Regions from separate parts of the Homo sapiens genome. Here region 2 is linked to region 1. Evidence: read pairs that join two places in POLR2A ChIA-PET (ENCODE). Cell type or tissue: Caco-2. All regions are shown on one strand. Each heading gives the region's core, and the rest is flanking DNA. Links, peaks and the distances in the headings are about the cores only. Region 1 overlaps CTNNA3 (catenin alpha 3). Region 2 overlaps CTNNA3 (catenin alpha 3).

Region 1 (11,557 bases), core at 2,283-10,282:
AAGCCTATAAAGTTTTATAATAAAATGAGACAGTTTTATAACAGTGAAAGTAACCCACTGGGTGTTAAGAGGGGTGTTTTTTGATGGATGAGGAAACTGAGAGCTAATTAAAGCAAATATATATTTTAAGTCTGATTTAGAGGTCTATACATAAAAATGTAGAAATGTATACCACTTCTTAAAGTCCAACTCCAATTCCTAAATGTTAATTTTAAAATATTACAGAAAATTGCTCTTAATGAATTCTCAGGAATATATTTGAGATCACAATTTAGTATGCTTAGGATACCAATGCATAAATCTTGCTTAAATAAATTTGTTCTCAAAATTTTAATTAGGTTGAATTTTTGCCAAAAGCACTTTATATTTTCTAAAATTCCATCAAAGTGTTCTATGCTATTTATACTTTTGATGTATTAAAAATACATCTATTTCCCAAATGCCTCTAGGCTTATTTTAAGAAAACACGTACATGTCACTATTAAATTTGAGACACGCTGAAGGTAAGAACATGAGTTATCATTAGAGAACTATTTTTCCAATATGTATATATACCATGTGTATATTTTTAAAGTTTATCAAACATTTTATTTTGAATGTTGAGTTCTAGCTACCCATTCATATGAGTGATATGAATTAATTAGAAATTCTCTAATATTTATAAAATTAAAAAAATCATAATTGTGGATTATTTATTAACAAAATAATATTTCTATGTTTCATCCAGTTTCATGGATAGAGAAATTAGCAAAGTTATATGATTTACCTAAGAATTTAATTTCCATGAAAAAAAGTTATAGTTAAGGAAAGCCAAAAAAAAAATTGTGGAAAGGGAAAGCTACTAATGAAGACACATGGACTGAAACATCACATCTGTCACTAGCCAGCTGGAGAGTTCTTTTAAGTCATTTCCCCTTTCTGGGACAATTTTCTTATCTGCAAAATAAGTGATGTGGATTCTGGGGCTTCTGAGAATAAGATAATTATAATGGCGCTATATTTCTATGGCATTTATTGCTTATGGAAAGCACTTACTCAAAATATTTCATTTGGTTCTTGCCTAGGCTCTGTGAGGTAGGCTACATGAATATTTTAGTTATCCTTCTTTTCCATTTTGTGGAAAGTCTTGGAGGCCAAGATGATACATTTATATACATTATTTATATATGCACCATTTACTGAGTCCCTAATATATTCCAGGTACAATTGTTTATAGTCATAACTAATTCTCACACAACTCCTATAAATTTATTATCATTTAACATATGAAACTGGGGTTTAGGATTGTTAATTGCTGTATAACTAATACTTGGCCAAAGTGGAATTTGAATGGTGGTCTGTATGACAACAATTTCTGCATTTTTCCTATTATGTCACTTTTTTCCTTTCTTTTCCTTTTGTCTCTTTTAAGGGGTAATTATAGTCATTTAAATTTTTTAAGCAGATAAATAATGTAAGCATATCAATATTTGATGCAGTAGTAATGAGCATAGTACAATTAATAAGCAGATATGAAGATGAAAAACGATCAATTGTGCTATTAATACAGTCTTGGAGGAATAATAAGGACCTGAGTTTGAAAAATACTAGGAAAAGTGCATAAGAGAAATGAATCTAAGATCTGTGTAGAGGCAAAAGCTTGGCATTTGTGTAAATGTGGTTGACAATGAAAATACAAGATCAGTGATATAAAATTTTGAGCTCAAAAGTCTTGAGTTTTTTTTAGCTCTTGAGTATTTCTGTTAACAATCACAAACAAACATTTATCATGCAATATGTTCCTACTTTAAGAGGACTTATTTTCTAGGGGAAGGAGAAAAAAATACATCTAAAAAGTACAAATGAAAAATTATGTGTAATGTCATAATTATTATTCTGAAAGATGATATTGTTTTCAACAACATCTCTAGTAAGTGAGATAAGATAGTTGTGTTCACAAGATTAGACTACAAGAGAGAACAATATGAACATCTAGGGGGAAGAACTGACAACATGTTCTAAAAATTTTGAGAGAATAATTACACACACTTGAAGAATGGAGAAAGGGGCATATACTATATGAGTCTGGCCTGGAAATATGATTAAATTTGGACCAACAAATTGGGGGAAGGGAAGATGAGCAAAAATAATTAATGGGCAATATCTCAAGATATTTACCTGCAGCAACAAATAGCTTAGCTTAGCTTGAGGGTACAGTGTGTTGAAGGAAGTAAGATGGGATGAGATTGAAAAGCTGGTAGAAACAAAGGTTATGATGATCCCTGTGATGTACTAATTCCATTCCTAGATACATACTCAAGAGAAATACACCCATATGTGCACCTAAAGAAAAGTCCAAGAATACTCATTATTTATCATAGCCAAAAACGGAATAGTTTTCAAAATATTGTTTATAGAAAAACATGAATAAATTTATAGAAATATATATATATATATTTGTAGAGTGGAATAATATCTGTATAGAGCAATGAGAATAAACAAAATATAACTACATGCAACAGAATAGATGCATTTCAAGCACTTAAGTGCTGAATACAAAAAGCCAGACACAAGAATTCATGTGCTATTATTCCACACCTTTATAAGATTAAAACATGGGCAAATCTACAGTTTTAGAAATGAAGTTAGTGATTACCCTTAGGAGATAGTGACTAGCAGAAGATAGAAGGAGGCTTCCGAGTGTCTGTAATCTTTTTAAGGTTTCTTGATATGAGTGTAGGTGCATGGATTTGCTCTGTTTGTGAAAATCGTTCCAACTGTACATTTATGATTTAGGCATTTTATATGAATTTTCTATTTTAATCAAACAAATATAATGGTGGTGTTTGAGGAATTGATACCCTTTATTTGATAAGGTGATGTAAAGATAAGGAGATTAGATGAAGGATTGCACAATTCCATCATATTCAGAAAGATTGAATCAAGCAGTAGCAAAGCAAGAAGATTTAAAACAAAGGAGAATATTAAGACCAGAAGACAGCAGGAATGGTAATATTAATATATAGAGGGAAATGGATGTGATAAAGGATAAAATGGACAACTGACAGAATAGGCTAAAGAAAAGAGGATAATTTTCTAAAATATAAAACTTCAAGACTGGAAGGCAGGAAGTATCACTGAGAAACATGAAAATCAAGAGGATAAATGGTTTGGCTGAGTGTGTTTTTCATCCTTCTGTGATGAGGTATTCCTAACAGCAGTGAATGTACTGATCACAGTATTGGAAAGGAGAACAGGACTGAAGAGGTTGTTTGGAAGTAATCTTCATAGCAGTGATGGCTGAAGTCATGAAAGTAGCGTAGCTGACCTATATGTACACTGTAGAAGAACTATATTGGCTAATTAACACATGCATTACCTCACACAGTTATCATCTTTGTGGTGAGAACACTTTACACTCACTCAGCATGTTTCAAGAATACAATTTACTATTCACTGTAGTCACCATGTTGTATAATAGATTTCTTGAACTTATTCCTCCTGTCTAAATGAAATTTTTTATCCTCTGACCAACATCTTCTCAAACCCCCTCCCCCACTACCCCAGCTCCTGGTAACCCCTACTCTATTCTCTCCTTTTGTGATACCGTTTTTAGATTCTGCATATGAGTGAGGTCATGTGGTACTCATCATTCAGTGTCTGGTTATTTCACTTAACATAATTTCCTCCAGATTCCCTGTTGTCACAAATGACAGGATTTCATTCTTTTTTATGGCTGAATAGTATTCCATTATGTATTCCACAAGGTATATACACTTCAGAACATAATGTGGTGCATAGTAAGTACTTACAATTTTATTTCCCAATGTAAAAAAGAAAAGAAAGTAGATGAGTGTGCTAAGGGAGAAGATAATGAAGAAAGTTAAAAGGGTCAGCACAGATTCTTTGGGAGATGCGCGTTTGGCAGATAAGGGGAGATGGAGGACTCTGAGAAGGGGCAGTTGGATGTAAGGGGAAGGCAAAAACCAAGAGAGTGGATCACGAGGTCAGGAGTTCAAGACCAGCCTGTCCAAAATGGTGAAACCCCGTCTCTACTAAATATACAAAAATTAGCTGGGCACAGTAGTGGGCGCCTATAGTCCCAGCTACTTGGGAGGCTGAGGTGGGAGAATTGCTTGAATCTAGGAGGTAGAGGTGGCAGTGAGCTGAGATCATGCCACTGCACTCCAGCCTGGGTGACAGAGCAAGACTCTGCCTTAAAACAAAACAAAACAAAAACAAGAAAATGTTTCAGGCATCACTTGGTCAGCACTTTCAGGAGTTACAAACAAAGTAAGGATAATGAAGACAGAGAAAAACAATAAAAATCTGTGTTCCCTGGTCATAGGAAAGTTTTATAGCAGGTGTTGGCAAATTGTAGTCAACAGGTCAAATCTGGCCTGCTGCCTGCTTTTGTACATGAGCTAAGAATGGCCTTTACATTTTTAAGTGGTTGAAAAAATTCAGAATAGATGTAATCAGATGTGATCAGAATAATATTTGTGGCATGTGAAAATTATGTAAAATTCAAATTTCAATGTCTATAATAAGGTGTTATTGGAACAGAGACACACTGATTTGTTTATGTAGTATTCATGACTGCTCTTGCAATATAACAGAGTAACAACTCTGCCAGTTGAGTAACGGAGTGATATGGTGTGAGCTGCAAAGCATATATCACTATCTTGTCCTTTATAGAAAAATTCTGCCGACCTCTCTTTTAGAGTTAAATTAGTAAATGAAATCTATGCTTAAAAATGCCTAATAGGCAATTGGGATAACACAGCTTTTCATTGAAAAATAATGGATAATATTATAAATAGAGTTCTGAGATTCACTGCAGAGAGTAAAGAACTGAATCTATTTGTGTAAGTAATGGTTGACAGTTAACATCACTTTACTCAAAAAGTGTGTTCTTGCATATCATTTGATGTCCAAAACAGCCTGTCAGGTAAAGATCATGGTATATAATTTAAAGATTTGGAAACTTAGGTTCTAAACAATGTGACTATTCTTTGGAGAACAATTGCTTTCAAAGGTAGACAGCGATAGAGAAATACCATCATGGAGAATGTGTATATATTGGTATATTGTGGGCAATATTATTCGTGTTTGTTGGCTTAGTGATAGAACAAAAACTCTAGAGCTATATTTTCTGATTTACATCCTGATTCTACCATTGACTGACACTATAATCTTGATAAATCACTTAATGTTTCAGAGAGACTCGATTTCCTCACTTACAAAATTGGGATAATAATAATTCCTCATAGGGCTGCTATGAAGTTTAAATGTTTCTTGTGTTTGGTAACACATTCCAAGATCAATAGTTACACAATATAATCTTATTCAGATGGCAGTGATTGAAAAAGCCTTTGACAGTTATTTCTATCAGAGTTCTGCTCTATAGATGTAAGCAGAAACCTAAACACATAGCCACCTGGCGATATATATCAGAGATATTCTACTTACTTAATTTTTCTTAAGCTTTGTACCTCAGTTTCTTTGTTTAACTTGAACAAAATAATTCAATAAAGAATTTTTCACCTAGACTTTCCAAACATCAAGTATTCTCTTAAGTCTTCCTTTGGAATTTTCAGCGTGGTTGAAATTGATCGATGACATATAATAAATCATAGAAGCACTTAAAACCTTCTGCAAAGGTGTCAGTAACTTAATGTTTTGTTGCTGCTATTGTTCCCCCTGAGAAAAAGGACCAGAATTCTCTAGAACTTTTAATTTTGCAAACTATTGCCCAACTTTTGGCTCTTATCTTGTCAGAGGTAAATGTCTGTTGTAATTCACCATTTGAGTTGAGATGTTATTAAGGAGATGAAGTGCAACCAATGAGCTCCCTGTCCACAACAGGGTCAGTCGCAATCTTATCCAATAATTGACTCTGTTCCCTGCATGGCAGGTGGATAGCAGTTGCAATTACTGTCATTTTGTGTCTAGGGAAACTTAGACAGGAGGGTTAGGTAACTTCCTCAAGGTCATATTGGAAATCAGTGGCATTCCAAGTAACTGAACTTGGAATACACTTAACCAGTTCAGCTCTTGAATAGCTTTATTATGAGAACAGTAAATAATTTTCCATAATATACCAGTGTATATTCAGCACTATTTATTCTAATAAATAGAATCACAGATTTATGACCTCTGAGATACAGAATGTAAAGAGAAGCACCAGTTGAACCTATCTGGAGCTATTGTAATTTGAACATTTAAACACCTTTTATGAGAATGGAGAGAATGATAATGACCGGTAGTCAAGATGGAGAAAACCCATTTCTATTCGTGAGTCAGTTTAATGGGTTGGTGGCTTATAATTTACTTAACGTGCTTGCATATTACTTTTCATTTCAGAAGTAGTGAGCTGTGTCTTCATTTACGTGCTTTGCCATATGCCAGCAGTAGTAAAAGTTGCTCCTCTCTTACAACCTCACATAGGACACATTTCCTCAGAAAAGAAACTACAAACTACTTTCAGAGGCTAAGAAATAGCACTTGTGTCAGTTAAAAACTTAGTCTTGTGTAGCTTAATTTGATTCTTCATAGAAAAAATACAAACAAAATGAAAAAATTTATTAGACATATGAAAATATTTTGATAATTTTATTGAATAAGAAATAGCTACCATTTATGGAACATTCAATATGTGTCAAGCATTATGCTGAGATATTTACAGAAAATTCAAACTAAAAGCATCATTGTTTTTTCTTTATTATGTTAAAGTTGAGGCATGACTAATTCATCCTGTAATTGCATATATACACATAGGTAGACATAGTCTCATTTCAAGTTAAATTATGTTATACATCCACCTTTTTATACGCACTTTTCTAACAAAGGTGATGCATTACACTAAATTGATGTTAATTTAAAATTTGAAGCGTATTAGAAATTTGCAAAGTCCCACATTTATTTTATAAAATGGATTTAAGTATGTTGGACACCAAGTTCTACAGTGTTATTCTAAATGTAACATTATAGTTCTAGAGCAAACTATTATAATTTAATAGATTTTTATATGAAATATTAAGCCTGGAAAGTTTTAATTGAATGAATTTAACTATATTGTGCCTCTGATTTTAAATGAACAAGTTTTATGAGTATCCTATAATATCTACTTATTCCTAAAATGCTTTTGACATAGTGGAATGATTTTAACTCTAATTATCACATGTTTTAGGCTAAGATGACTCAACTGCCTGAGGCAGAAAAAGAAAAGATTGCTGAGCAAGTTGCTGATTTCAAGAAAGTAAAGAGTAAGCTGGATGCTGAGATTGAGATATGGGATGATACAAGCAACGACATCATTGTTCTGGCCAAGAACATGTGTATGATCATGATGGAGATGACAGACTTCACTAGGTAATTATGTGGAAAACGATGTGTAATATTCATAATGGCTGAAAATATTAGTCATATTAGTGAAACCTCAAGATTCTCTGAGTGTCAAGTGCCAAAAATCAGGTGGTAGGGGAAAAGCAAATATAGTATTAGAAAGTTGTAGGTGTACAATTCTAGAGGTTTCGATCGATAAATAAATATGGCAAGTTTCTCAGAAACTTCTGTGGAATTGGTTTGGACACCACTTATACTCTCTCACCTTCCCCTTCCCCAGGCATCTGCTCTGTGTATCATACTAGCATGTGACTTCTACAAAGAATTTGGTAAACCAAGTGATTCGCTGGTATTGGAGCTATCTGAATGGTTGAGTTTCATAGCTGTGTAATTTTAGTTATAGTGATTTATAGCATAATCAGGATAGTGGTATCTTTTGCTTCTGAGATGAGAACTAGATATATTTGAAATTATAATCACTTAATGATAGCCATGAAAAAAATGTACATTGTGGGCATATTGCAGAAGTAATAAAAATGTTTGTTATTGTCTTAAAATGTCATTTTATAGAGTTAGTCAAAAAGCAATAAAATATATAGTGGCTGCCCTACTAGTAACTAATGTACACAAACTATAACAACTAAAATAATTCAGTCGTGGTGTAGTTATAAAAGCCACAGTACAGAAGGATACACTGAAGCTGACCTAGTACACTTAGAAAATCTTTCATTTGTATTACCATGTAGTATTCATGTATATGGTGCTGTGTACCGTTGGTACATTCATTTATACCCCAAAATAACTTTCAGGTGGAGTAATGAAATAACTGTTAATTTTAAAATCATAATTAATGGAGAAAATGTACATGAATCTTTCAGTGATATTAAAATTGAGAAACAGTTTATGAAAATTACATACAAAATAATTTACAAAGAAAGGATTGTTAAATTGAACTTCAAAAAATGTACATCAATAGAATGTCCTAAGCAATATTGAAATGTAAATGGATAACTGGATAAACAAAAATTTGATCCCATTTATATATAAAGAATACTTGCAGACATAAAAAATTAATATTGTAGTGGAAGAATGGACAAAGAATATGGTTATATTATTAACCACTTTCTCCTTATAAAAGTTATGGCAGACAAATATTTGAAAAATATTAAAAATAAAATAGTTAGAATAAGATGTATTTTAAATCTATCAAATTTGCCAAAACTTTTAAAATAGGCTTGGTACAGAGCATCGTGTTGAAAATCTAATGACATAAGCCTTATAGTAATTTGGGAATATGCGTAAAATGAAAATCTTTATAAACTTTTCATACGTGCATCATCTGTATCCATATCTGTACTATACTTCAGGGAACCTATCCAAAGGAAATAATATAAAGTGATAAACTTTTTATTTTTTTTTGAGATGGAGTCTCGCTCTGTCATCCAGGCTGGAGTGCAGTGGCACGATCTCGGCTCACTGCAACCTCTGCCTTTGGGGTTCAAACGATTCTTCTGCCTCAGCCTCCCGAGTAGCTGGGACTACAGGCGCACAACACCACACCCAGCTAATTTTTGTATTTTTAGTAGAGACGGAGTTTCACCATATTGGTGTGGCTGGTCTCAAACTCCTGACCTCGTGATCCGCCCGCCTCAGCCTCCCAAAGTGCTGGGATTACAGGCATGAGTCACCGCACCTGGCCAAACTTTTTTGAATAAAGGAAACCCTTGGCCTCTGAAAGTTTACTGAAAAATCAACTCACAAAAGGCAGATTAATAGGTGAAAAAACATATAAATTTATTTACCAAGTATATATGGTAGCCTTCAGAATGAAGACCCAAAGACACAGGATAAATTGTTTATTTTTATGCTTAAGTTCAATAAAGTATGGACAATCATGTAGAAATATGATGGGACAAATAAGGTATGATCTTATGTTAATAGACTGAGTGGGGTACCCAGCAAGGCCTGTCTGTCTAGATTTTTCTTGGCTTCTCTGAACATGTATTTCTACCTTCTGGATATGGGGCAAGACCCTCGCTGGAATATGGGTCTTATGACCTATAGTCAAACAAGGTAGGTAGGAAAATTATTGTATGACTAGTACAATTACACAGAGAGATGGAGATCGTTTTAGAATAATATTTTTATGTTTTATCACTAGCTTTGGGGAAAAGGGGTTCTGGCTTCTGTGACCTGCCTTGGAGAAGGATTCTAGTATTTATGACTAGCCTCAGGGGAAAATGGAACTGAGCAACAGGAGAACAGAAAAAAATCAGAGAAAAACTTTTGCTTCTGAAGCTGCTTCTAAGTCCTTCATTTTGGCGTATATTTTTTTTTTCTGAGCCCCAACAGGATAACTATAGAATTATTTAAAATAATAGAAAAATTGGGATGATTAAACAAATGGTTGCCTGCCACATGAAAAGAGTCTATAGAAAATAAAGTCAAGTTTTTTAAATAGTATGAAAGTAGTCTAAATTTTATAATCTATTATGTATATGGATGCATAGATATTCTCATATGCATATTTTTGTCTTTGTTTTGTTTTATACCAAACTTACTCTTTACAATATAATTCAGTTCTACTTTGTATTCTTCTGAAAGAAATCCACTTTCCAAAGATTATGTGCAGTGAAGATTTCATTGGAAAGTGAGAAAATTAAATTTATTGTGTATTATACATGGAATTTCATAAAAATACCTCTTTAAATGTCTATTTCTATTTTTTGCACTTAACTCTTGCCATTTTTCCAACTCTAGTCCATAGCTTCTAAATGTCTTCTTATTCCTCTTCATATAGAAAGTAATTCAGTTTTGGCCCATGGTTCAATTTCTGCAGGCAAAGATTCGGAGAAATCTGTTTGTATATGTCTCTGCTTCTCTCTTTCTCTCTGTCTCTGTTTCTCTCTCTTTCTCCACACATATAATCACAAGCATTATATAATACAAACATATATAACATAGACATGTATATGCCTGTATAGGAACAAAACTAAACTTTCATGGGTTTAAATAATGATTATGTTTTAGTAGTTGGATTTTGGATAATTTAATTACAACTTTTAACCTTCTATAATTTGTTGCTGATTTAAAGTATCAATACATTTATATGAAAAACAACATATGGAAAGAAACCTGAACTATAATAGTTATATTATAATATCATCTTGGTGGCTAGGTGCGGTGGCTCACGCCTGTAATCCCAGCACTTTGGGAGGCCAAGGTGGACAGGTCACCAGAGGTTGGGAGTTCGAGACCAGCCTGACCAACATAGAGAAACCCTGTCTCTACTAAAAATACAAAATTAGCTGTGTGTGGTGGCATGCACCTGTAATCCCAACTACTCAGGAAGCTGAGGCAGGAGAATCACTTGAACCCAGGATGCGGAGATTGTGGTGAGCCGAGATTGCACCATTGCATATCAGCCTGGGCAACAAGAGCGAAACTCTGTCTCAAAAAAATAAAAATAAATAAAATAATAATAATAATAACTTGGTAAGTGGCACTGAGAAGACTCTTAAGCTTTCTCACCATAAAATAGTATAAATAATTCAAGTGGGTGTATTTATAGACAGGATTTAGAGCTAGAAGGGACAACAATGAAGGGTAAAGCCATGAGGAACAGAAGCTTTGAAGAAGTGGGCAGAGAAAATAGAATCTGATAAAGAAAGAGCATTCAAGTGTTAATAAGAAAAGTAACATACAAAGGAGGATGCTGGGCAGAGAATTTCAGTGAGTAATCAATGGTCTTACTTGAAGATAATGATTAAAAAGATACTAGTTTGGCAATTAGTAGATTTAATCAATTTGTTGTTGACTTTTGCTTTACGAAATGGTGAATGGAAAAAAACCTTATTTAAAAAGATAGGTAAGAGAATAGCAGATCAAAAAACAAAGAGACTCAAGGTAGTAACTTAAAAGAGACTAATGATCATGACAAGATTTTTGAGACTTCTGGATGTTTGAATATATTTTAGGCTGAAGGGAAAGAGGAAATGGGGAGGGACAGAATGAAATTGTAAAAGGGGAATAAAAAGCTATAGCCAAAAATGAGATAAATGGTTAGTGAGAAGGGAAAACAAAACAAAACAAAACAAAAAAAAACCATTTAAACCAACATAAGTTTACATGGCTGTTCCTTCTGGTCACAGCTTGAATGAATGAGCTGAGAATCAGATTAGCCTTTTTTGGCCACCCAGGGTAAAGACTTTCCCCAACTAGTCTGTACATC
Region 2 (11,557 bases), core at 2,291-10,290, 92 kb before region 1:
ATAGACAATTAATTGGTACATGAGAAGGAATGCCTGGAGCAACTTAAGAAAGAATAGATGACTGTTAGGAGGTGAGGGAAAAGTAATTTCTAAGCAATTAGACTGTACTTTCTATTTGGACTATAATCTCTAGTGAGGGAAGAAATCATATCTTTGAATTCTCAGACCCATTATAGCAACTGAAATATAGAAGTCTTCTTTTGTCAATTATTATTCAACAAATATTTATTGACTTTTAGCTGCCAATTGCTAGTCTAGATATTGATTATATGGTAGAGAGCATTAGTTCTATGATTTTCCAGGGACACAAATCTACAAAGACTGGAGAATAACAAAATGATATTATTGCAGTTACTAGTAAGTACTATAATATAAAAAAGCACCAGTAATTGGATAGCTGTTGTTGGATGACAAGGTGCTAGTTTAGATGAGCTGATCAACCAAAGCTTCATTGAGGTAGTAATACTTGCACTGAGGTCTGAATAGTGTGAGAGTCCAACATGTGAAAATCTAAAAGAACATTCCGGGCAAAGGAGAGTATAGCTATTACTATTCTGAGGTTATAATGAGTTTGGCTTGCTCAATGAACAGAAAAAAACCACTGAACGATAGTGTACAGTAAGCCATAGGTGAAATATAAAAGATGAGGTTGAAAAGTTAGGCAAAGGCCAGACTATGTGTATTTTTTTAAAAAAAAATAATAAATGGATACCTTAACTAGATGAGTGGACGGATAATTCAGTGGCCTACTAGAAACGGTGGCATTGCCTGCCTATAGCTGTGGCTCTCATTATCTTTCAGGATGTCACTTCACAATATGGTATGGGGAGTTTCCATTTGTGACACAATATAAGAACTACAAAGTAATAGAAGTATTAAATTCCAGTAGAATAGACAGCTCACAGTTATATATTGTTCATCAAAAATAAAATGCCAAAAGCTCTTTTTAATGTTGCATGAGATCATGTCCAGCCTTAAGCAAAGTGACTCTGGCACCCATAGGAATGCACCTCTTAGATCTCCAACCACAAGGAGGGCAATTGGCCAAGAGCTCCAGCTGTCATGCTCTGAAACCCATGATTGCATCTATGCTGAGGCTATGTCTACATTTCCCATGGGCTGTGCTTAGCCGATGACTAGGTGTATCTGGGATATTAAGGCAGGCCAATTTCTGGACACACTTGATGCCTCTGGTGGCTACCTGTGCCTTGGGACTCCTCAGTAACTTCACTTCATTTTCCTCAAACTGCACAGCAGTCTAGGAAGTTTGTACCCAATCATCCTTTCTTCTCTCCTTCACTCAGGTTAATAATTTCATCATGATCTGACTGTTCTCTTAGCCTTTTCCAGCTTCCTCCTGATTTTAATCCCATGAGATGTCTGCTTCTCAGAGGACATAGATTAACAAAGTAATAAAGTAGATCAACTTGTTTTTGATGTCTCTTTAAATAACTTTCTACCTTGCCAAAAATTAAAGTAAAATAATATTATAAACATTCTTATTTTCCATGATTTTGATTTAACACAATTATTAGTCAATTAAAGATCCTACTTCTAAGTAGGAACTTCAAAAGACGTTAAAATCTTTTAAAACGATTCATTTGTACTTGGTGGTCTATTAAGCCCCAGTGATCTCTAGGGCAGATACAAAGACATTGTAAATCTCACAGGAAACTTAACGTTTGCTGTCACATTTGTAAACTATTTAGTTTTTCTAACTGCTTCAATTCTTATAGATTTGAAGTATATTCTTTAGTAATCTAACATATAATTTTTTTTCTATTTGCCTCCTTTTAAAATAATAATTGTTGGCAGAAAGGTGGAATTACCTGCTTTAAAAGTAGAACATTTTATCACACTTAATCTCTCCTCTTTTTTACATACAGCACAGTGTCCTATGTCCCTTTCTCTTATTTCATGGTACCTTTTCTTTCTGAGAGGCATATGTGACTATTTTGTTTGTGAAAGGCATATTGCATGTTACAATACTTCAGTTTTTAGAAGCAAATGAAATTCCTTCAAGTCTAAATTGCTCTGCCTTACTTTCCAGTTTCCTTTATAAAGTGACATCACCTTTTTCTTCACACCTCTCCAACCTCCCATTGTATCTCCAAAGCTCCACTCCTCCCACCAAACTCAAGCTTCCTGAAATGTCCCTTACTGTTACATGAACTCTATCGACACCTGTTCCTGTTTTATGTATCCTTTAGGACACATTGAATATTTTTCTTTTTCTGCCATCATACTAACTGATCACACTAACCTTCATTCACCCCTTCAATTTAATCCTATTTTAATTTTTTTTGCTGTTATAATAGTTAATTATGTGATTACTTCTCTAGTTGTTTCATGTTTCCATGTTTTGATTATGCCTCCCACATTGTCACATGAGATGCAAACTTCGAAAATATGTTATGTACCACATAGAGATTTGGAAACAGCTGAACTGAGACTAGATTCTACCTCTGTGAGTTACCAGTTTTTTGCTTTTTGTTTTTAACCATAGATAAGCTACTTAATCTTTCTGAAACTTCTTCTTTTTTTTTTTTTTTTTTTTGAGACAGACTGTCACTCTGTCCCCCAGGATGGAGTGCAGTGCAGTGGTGCGATCTCAGCTCGGTTCAAACTCTGCCTCCTGGGTTCAAGCAATTCTCATGCTTCAGCCTCCCAGGTAGCTGGGATTATAGGTGCCCATCACTATGCCTTGCTAAGTTTTTGTATTTTTAGTAGACACCGGTTTCACCATTAGTAGAGACAGGTTTCACCATGTTGGCCAGGCTGGTCTTGAACTCCTGATCTCTTGGACTCCTGATCTCAGGTGATCCGGCCACCTCAGCCTCCCAAAGTGCTGGGATTATAGGTGTGAGCTATCACACTTGGCCTCTGTGAAACTTTTTTCTTAAAAAATAATGCAGTTACCTTCTTGAAGGTTTTGTTTGAGGTTCAAATGAGATAATTTCTGTGAAAGCATTTTTGAAAATAAATTTTATGGCTGGGTGCGGTGGCTCACACCTGTAATCCCAGCACTTTGGGAGGCCGAAGAGGATGGATCACAAGGTCAGGAGTTCAAGACCAAGGTGGCTAAGATGGTGAAACCCCATCTCTACTGAAAATACAAAAATTAGCCAGGTGTGGTGGCAGGTGCCTGTAATCCCAGCTACTTGGGAGGCTGAGGCAGAGAATTGCTTGAACCTGGGAGGCAAAGGTTGCAGTGAGCCAAGATTGCACCACTGCGCTCCAGCCTGGGAGACAGAGCAAGACTCCATCTCAAAATAATAATAATAATAAAATAAATAAATAAATTGTATTGTGTATATTGAAGGTATACAAAATGATGACACATGCACATATATAATAAGATGGTAATAATACTTCACTACAGTGAAGTAAATGAACATCTATAGTGCCTTCTCTTTGTAAATAAATACTATATATTTCACCATTTTTCCTCTATCCTATATATGAGCTTTTGAGAAGACTGGCATTAGGACTCATTGGGTTTTTAGAAATGATGACTAACCAACACCATATAAATATTTAGCACATACTATTTTCTTTTGTTTTTTATAATTTCAGCTTTTATTTTGGATTCAGAGGGTACATATGCAGGTTTGTTACCTGGGTATATTGCATAATGCAATTTTACTTAGAGTAAAATTGATGTATGATTGATCCCTTCACCCAGGTAGTGAGTATGGTGCCCAATAATTAGTTTTTCATTCCTTGTTCCCCTCTCTTCCTCCACCCCCTTCACTCTAGTGGTCCCCAGTGTCTACTGTTGCCATCTTTATATATGGCATATGAGCTATAGGGTCCCCATTCTTTAGCTGTATGAAACCTATTATTTAGCTCTCACTTTTAAGTGACAACATGTGATATTTGGTTTTCTGTTCCTGCCTTAATTCACTTAGGATAGCAGCCTCCAGTTGCATCCATGTTGCTGCAAAGTACACGACGTTATTCTTTTTTATGGATTCATAGTACTCCATGGTGTATATAGCACATATTATTTTCATTTAGGGTATTGTATTCTGTATTTGATCTTGACTAATATGCCAAGTGTCAGATAGGAACAGAAATTTTCCCTTTTTCCTTTCTTTCTTTTTTTGAATAATAATTAGAAACTACTCCCAAATATAATGTGACCTACAGAAGATTCATTTAAAAAACGGCAAATCACATTTGTTCCCCTCTAAAATGATACAATTTCATGTAAATAGAACCAGTGTTGGAAGGATGAATACTGATTTATGTTTTAGTATCACAAATTTGATCAATTGATATTATTAGGTAAGAATCTCTCATGTTTAAAATCACTATTCTAGAATAAAGACAAATTTCACATAGAACACAACCATATTTTTATGTATTGTGTCAATTGTTCTATAATTAAATAACATTTACAGAGATTTTCTTTCTTTTTCTAGTTCACGTTGGGATTATTTAACTTAATTCTCAGACAGACTCTGTGTTGTTAATTTGGCTCTTATTGCTATGTGTCTGAGGGGAAGAGGGAAACATCTAAAAAAAAAAAAAACAGTGTCCATATGTCCAATTCCATGTGGAAACTGGTTAGCTGTTCTTGGATACCTTCCTATTCCTGAATCAATGATTGTGGCCAGGAGAACAGGACACTTTGGCAATCTATGACCTATATTCCCAATAGTGCAATACAGAGAGAAGAGAAGTTGCCCAAATGTACAAATGCAGGACAAAAAGCAGAATATATCTACTACAATAACTTCCACTCAAGAAATTAGAAAATAATAGTTCTCATTAATAGGTATCTTGATGGTATTTACTATATACATCATATTTGGGTTTTTAATTTTAAAATTAAAATAAAATGTGATTGGCCTGCAAGTTAGAAAAAAATATTTAATTTTTGGTTACAGACAAATTTTATAGTGCCTTCCCTGCCCCTACAATAATTACTGATGTGTAAATAGTAAGCATCTGAGCTATATGACATTAGCACGCTCTCAAACAGTTTTTCAAAGTCACTAGAGTATGAACCCTCTTAAGGAAAATAATTTTTATGCTTTCTCCCATGTTGCTTTTAATTGTTTTCATTACAATGTTACTCAAATATGTACCAACACAAAAATGACATAGCAAACACTTCCATGGTACTTACCATGTCTCAAGCTATTTGAAGATCTTTACACATATAACACATTTAATCCCAATAAAAGCCTTCTGACTTGAGTGCTATTATTGCACCATAGATCATATGAAAACATTGAAGATGAAAGAGGCTAAATAACTTGAACATGGTCATGCAGCTAGTGATTGTCAGTCTGGGTCTGGAATCCAAGTTTTTAAGCATCACTGCCAAAAAATATAATCTCCTTGTGCATATAGCTTATATATAATAATATAACTGAAACCCAGAAGTAAGAAGTGAAATCAACTGCAAGAACAAACCAGCAATCCCAAGAGGACCCAGAGACCCTCTGAAGGAAGCAGACTGCTCCTGCAAAACGTGGGAGACACTGCAAATACTGTGAGTGTCCTAACTGAAGAAGTGGGAAAGGGAGACCCTCCTCTCTCAAACACGCACCCCCACTGGAGAACCTGAAGGTCTGTTTGCAGGAGAAATTTCTGACTTTACCTGGAGATGAGTCAATTTAGAGAACCAAGAGAAATACAGGGGTAGAGAAAGCAGCAGAAAGGCCCTGGGAGCTCACTGGGTCCCCTAGCAGCCTATTCCTTCCTGGCACCACAGAGATCCATTGGGAGGGTGGCCAGAGGAGCAGGGGGTAAAACTCCACAGGGAGGAGGAAATCACTAACGGAACTTTGTAAAAATTTGAACAGGGTGAGAAGCCTCCTGGCCAGAAATGGGGAGAGGGTGCAAATCCTGTGTGCAGACTCCACAGGAGGGGGAATAACCAAGCCCTTTTCTTTCATAGCTGAAAGGCAGGTAGCCTGGGGCAAGTTTTCAAGCCCATCTCGCCCTTCACCTGGAAACAGACTTGGGGCTGTTGCAGGGGTACCATGGGAGTGAGACCAGCCCTTCAGTTTATGTGGGAGCTGGGTGAGGTCTGTGACTGCCAGCTTTCCCTCACTTCCCTGACAACCTGCATGACTCAACAGAGGCAGCCGTAATCCTCCTAGGTACACAACTCCAGTGACCTGGGAATCTTACCCCCACCCCCCACAGCAGCTGCAGCAAGACCCGCCCAAGGAGAGTATGAGCTCAGACATGCCTAGCCCTGCCCCCACCTGATGGTCCTTCCCTACTCACCCTAGTAGTGGAAGACAAAGGGCATATAACCTTGGGAGTTCTAGAGCCCCACCACTGTCAGTCCCTCTCCATACTACTATACCTGATGCTCTCTGGAAATGGCCACCTCCCAGCAGGAGGCCAACCAGCACAAAAATAAAGCATTAAATGACCAAAGCTAAGAACCCTCATGGAGTCCATAGCACCCCCCGACCCAGCACCTCCACTGGAAGAGGTGCTGGTATCCACGGCTGAGAGAACCATAGGCAGTTCACATCACAGGACTCTGTACAGACAACCTGCAGTACCAGCCTGTAGCCGGGTAGACTCGCTGGGTGGCTAGACCCAGAAGGGAGACAACAGTCAGTGCAGTTTGGCTCACAGGAAGCCACAACCATAGGAAAAGGGGGAGAATAACTACATCAAAGGAACATTCCTTGGGACAAAAGAATCTGGTCAATAGCCTTCAGCCCTAGACCCTCCCCCTGACAGAGCCTACCCAGACGAAAAAGACCCAGAAAAGCAACCCTGGTAATATGACAAAACAAGGCTCTTCAACATCCCCTCAAAAAATCACAATAGTTCACCAGCCATGGATCCAAACCAAGAAGAAATCCTTGATTTACTTGAAAAAGAATTCAGGAGGTTAGTTATTAAATGAATCAGGGAGGCACCAGAGAAAGGCAAAGCCCAATGCAAGGATATCCAAAACAAGATACAAGAAGTGAAGGGAGAAATATTCAAGAAAATAGATAGCTTAAAGAAAAAAAAAATAAAAAATTCAGGAAACTTTAGACACACTTTCGGAAATGCAGAATGCTCTGTAAAGTCTCATCAATAGAATTGAACAAGTAGAATAAAGAAATTCAGAGCTGAAAGACAAGGTCTTTGAATTAACCCAATCCATCAAAGACAAAGAAAATAGAATAAAAAAATATGAACACAGCCTCCAAGAAGTCTGGGATTATGTTAAACGACCAAACCTAAGAATAATCAGTGTTCCTGAGGAAGAAGAGAATTCCAAAAATTCGGAAAACATATTTGGGGGAATAATTGAGGAAAACTTCCCCTGTGTTGCTAGAGACCTAGACATCCAAATACAAGAAGCACAAAGAACACCTGAGAAATTCATCGTAAAAAGATCATTGCCTAGGCACATTGTCATCAGGCTATACAAAGTTAAGATGAAAGAAAGACTCTTAAGAGCTGTGAGACAGAAGCACCAGATAACCTATAAAGGAAAACCTATCAGATTAGCAGCAGATTTTTCAGCAGAAACCCTACAAGCTAGAAAGGATTGGGGCCCTATCTTCAGCCTTCTTGAACAAAACAATTATCAGCCAAGAATTTTGTATCCAGCGAAACTAAGCATCATACATGAAGGAAAGATACAGTCATTTTCAGAAAAACAAATGCTGAGAGAATTTGCCATTACCTAGCCACCACTATAAGAATGGCTAAAAGGAGCTCTAAGTCTTGAAACAAATGCTGGAAACATATCAAAACAGAACCTCTTTAAACCATAAATCACACAGGACCTATAAAACAAAAACACAAGTAAATAACAAAAGCAAAACCAAAAATCCAAAGTACACAAGTAACAAAAAGCATGATGAATGCAAAGGTACCTCACATTTCAATACTAACATTTGAATGTAAATGGCCTAAATGCTCCACTTAAAAAATACAGAACTGCAGAATGCATGAGGACTCACCAGCCATCTGGGGCCTTCAGGAGACTCACCTTACACATAAGGACTCACATAAACCTAAAGAAAAGGTGTGGGAAAAGGCATTTCATGCAAATGGACATCAAAAGCAAGCCAGGGTAACTATTCTTATATCACACAAAACAAACTTTAAAACAACAGCAGTTAAAAGAGACAAAGAGGGACATTATATAATGGTAAAAGGCCTTGTCCAACAGAAAAATATCACAATCCTAAACATATATGCACCTAACATTGGAGCTCCCAAATTTATAAAACAATTACTCATAGACCTAAGAAATGAGATAGACAGAACACAGTAATAGTGGGGGACTTTAGTACTCCACTGACAGCACTAGACAGGTCATCAAGACAGAAAATCAACAAAGAAACAATGAATTAAAACTATACCTTGGAACAAATGACTTAACAGATATATATAGAACATTTCATCTCACAACCACAGAATACACATTTTATTCAACAGCGCATGAAACTTTCTCCAAGATAGACCATATAATAGGCCATAAAATGAGCCTCAATAAATTTAAGAAAATTGACATTATATCAAGCACTCTCTCAAGCCACAGTGGAATAAAACTGGAAATCAACTCCAAAAGGAACCTTCAAAGCCATGCAAATATATGGAAATTAAATAACCTGCTCCTGAATCAGCATTGGGTCAAAAACAAAATCAAAATGGAAATTAAGAAATTATTCGAACTGAATGACAATAATGACACAACCTAACAAAACCTCTGGAATTTTTAGCAGAGGCGGTGCTAAAAGGAAAGTTCATAGCCCTAAACGCCTACATCAAAAAGACTGAAAGAGCACAAACTGATATTCTAAAGTCACACCTCAAGGAACTAGAGAAACAAGAACAAATCAAACCCAAACCCAGCAGAAGAAAGGAAATAACGAAGTTCCAAGCAGAACTAAATGAAATTGAAACAAACAAAAAATACAAGAGATAAATAAAACAAAAAACGGGTCCTTTGAAAAGATAAATAAAACTGATAAACCATCAGCAAGATTAACCAAGAAAAGAAGACAGAAAATCCAAATAACCTCACTGAGAAATGAAAGAGGAGACACTACAACTGACACCACTGAAATACAAAAGATCATTCAAGGCTGCTATGAACATCTTTATGTAAATAAACTAGAAAACTTAGAAGAGATGAATATATTCATGGAAAAATACAGCTCTCCTAGGTTAAATCAGGACAAATTAGATACCCTGAGCAGACCAACAACAAGCAGTGAGATTGAAATAGTAATTGAAAAATTACCAACAAAAATAAAATACAGGACTAGACAGATTCACAGCAGAATTCTACCAGACATTCTAAGAAGAATTGGTACCAATCCCTTTGACACTAATTCACAAGACAGAGAAAGAAGGAATCCTCCCTAATTCATTCTATGAAGCCAGCATCATGCTAATACCAAAACCAGGAAAGAACATAACCAAAAAAAAAAAAAAAAACAGAAAACAAAAAACTAAAGACCAATATCTTTGATGAACATAGATGCTAAAATCCTTAACAAAATACTAGCTAACCGAACCCAACAACATATCAAAAAGATAATCTACCATGATCAAGTGGGTTTCATACCAGGGATGCAGGGATGGTAACATATGCAAGTCAATAAATGTGATATACCACATAAACAGAATCAAAAATAAAAATCACATGATTATCTCAATAGATGCAGAAAAAGCACCTGACAAAATCTAGCATCGCTTTATGATTAAAACTCAAAGCAAAATTGGCATACAAGGGTCATACCTTAATGTAATAAAAGCCATCTATGACAAACTCACAGCCAACATTATACTGAATGGGGAAAAGTTGAAAGAATTCCCTCTGAGACCTGGAACAACACAAGCGTGCCCACTCTCACCACTACTCTGCAACATAGTACTGGAAGTCCTAGCCAAGCAATCAGACAAGAGAAAGAAATAAATGGCATCCAAATTGGTAAAGAGGAAGTCAAACTGTCACTGTTTGCTGATGACATGATCATTTACCTTGAAAACCCTAAAGACTCCTCCAGAAATCTCCTAGAACTGATACAAGAATTCAGCAAAGTTTCCAGATACAAGATTAATGTACACAAATCAGTAGCTCTTCTATACAACAACAGCGACCAAGCAGAGCATCAAATCAAGAACTCAACCCCTTTTACAGTAGCTGCAAAAAAATAAAAATAAAAATAAAATATTTAGGAATATACCTAACCAAGGAGTCAAAAGGCCTCTACAAGGAAAACTACAAAACACTGCTGAAAGAAATCATAGACAACACAAAGAAATGGAAACATGTCCTATGCTCATGAATGGGTAGAATCAATATTGTGAAAATGACCATACTGCCAAAACAATCTACAAATTCAATGCAATTTCCATTAAATTACCACCATCATTCTTCACAGAATTAGAAAAAACAATTCTAAAATTCATATGGAACCAAAAAAGAGCCTGCATAGCCAAAGCAAGACTAAGCAAAAAGAACAAATCTGGAGGCTTCACATTACCTGACTTCAAACTATCCTATAAGGCCATAGTCACCAAAACAGCATGGTACTAGTACAAAAATAGGCACATAGGCCAATGGAACAGAATAGAGAACCCAGAAATAAACCCAAATACAGCCAACTGATCTTTGACAAAACAAACAAAAACATAAAGTGGGGAAAGGACACCCTTTTCAACAAATGGTACTAGGATAATTGGCTAGCCACATGTAGGAGAATGAAACTGGATCCTCATCTCTTACCTTATAAAAAAATCAACTCAAGATGCACACCTAAGACCTGAAACTATAAAAATTATAGAAGATAACATCGGAAAAACCCTTCTAGACATTGGCTTGGGCAAAGATTTCATGACCAAGAGCCCAAAAGCAAATTCAGTAAAAACAAAGATAAATAGCTAGGACCTAATTAAACTAAAGAGCTTTTGCACGGCCAAAGGAACAATCAGTAGAGTAAACAGACAACCCACAGAGTGGGAGAAAATCTTCACAATCTGTACATCTGACAAAGGACTAATATACAGAATCTAGAATGAACTCAAACAAATCAGTAAGAAAAAGCAAACAATCCCACCAAAAAGTGGGCTAAGGGCATGAATAGACAATTCTCAAAAGAAGATATACAAATGGCCAACAAACATATGAAAAAATGCTCAACATCACTAATGATCAGGAAAATGCAAATCAAAACCACAATGCGATACCACCTTACTCCTGCAAGAATGGCCATAATAAAAAAAACAGTAGATGTTGGCATGGATGAGATAATCAGGGAACACTTCTACACTGCAGGCGGGAATGTAAACTCATGCAGCCACTATGGAAAACAGTGTGGCGATTCCTTAAAGAATTAAAAGTAGAACTTCCATTTGATCTAGTAATCTCACTACTGGGTATCTACCCAGAGGAAAAGAAATCATTATTCGAAAAAGATACTTGCACATGCATGTTTATAGCAACACAATTCACAACTTCAAAATTGTGGAACCAACACAAATGCCCATCACTCAATGAATGGATAAAGAAAGTGTGATTATCTATCTATCTATCTATCTATCTATCTATCTATCTATCTAT

Evidence for each region. ChIA-PET counts read pairs that join two places held together with the same protein. Peaks named below come from ENCODE experiments on the same cell type or tissue, not always from the same donor. Only the 100,000 strongest peaks of a DNase experiment are listed, where the experiment ranks them.
Region 2: POLR2A ChIA-PET joins it to region 1 with 5 read pairs; 2 of 35 experiments call an interaction of 5 or more read pairs at or near these places.

The regions. Positions count from the first base shown.
Region 1 is chr10:66,065,104-66,076,660 of GRCh38, reverse strand. CTNNA3 (catenin alpha 3) reads left to right here. Exons shown (of 18, transcript NM_013266.4): 15 at 7,172-7,353. Among named protein-coding and RNA genes, the nearest start is that of CTNNA3-AS1, 8.4 kb to the left of the region's middle. In Caco-2, for the core only: no CTCF peak of the experiment used is centred there; no DNase peak of the experiment used is centred there.
Region 2 is chr10:66,157,499-66,169,055 of GRCh38, reverse strand. All of the region lies in intron 13 of CTNNA3 (catenin alpha 3), which reads left to right. Among named protein-coding and RNA genes, the nearest start is that of CTNNA3-AS1, 84 kb to the right of the region's middle. RefSeq lists an enhancer at 2,355-2,524. In Caco-2, for the core only: no CTCF peak of the experiment used is centred there; a DNase peak (open chromatin) is centred at 6,155.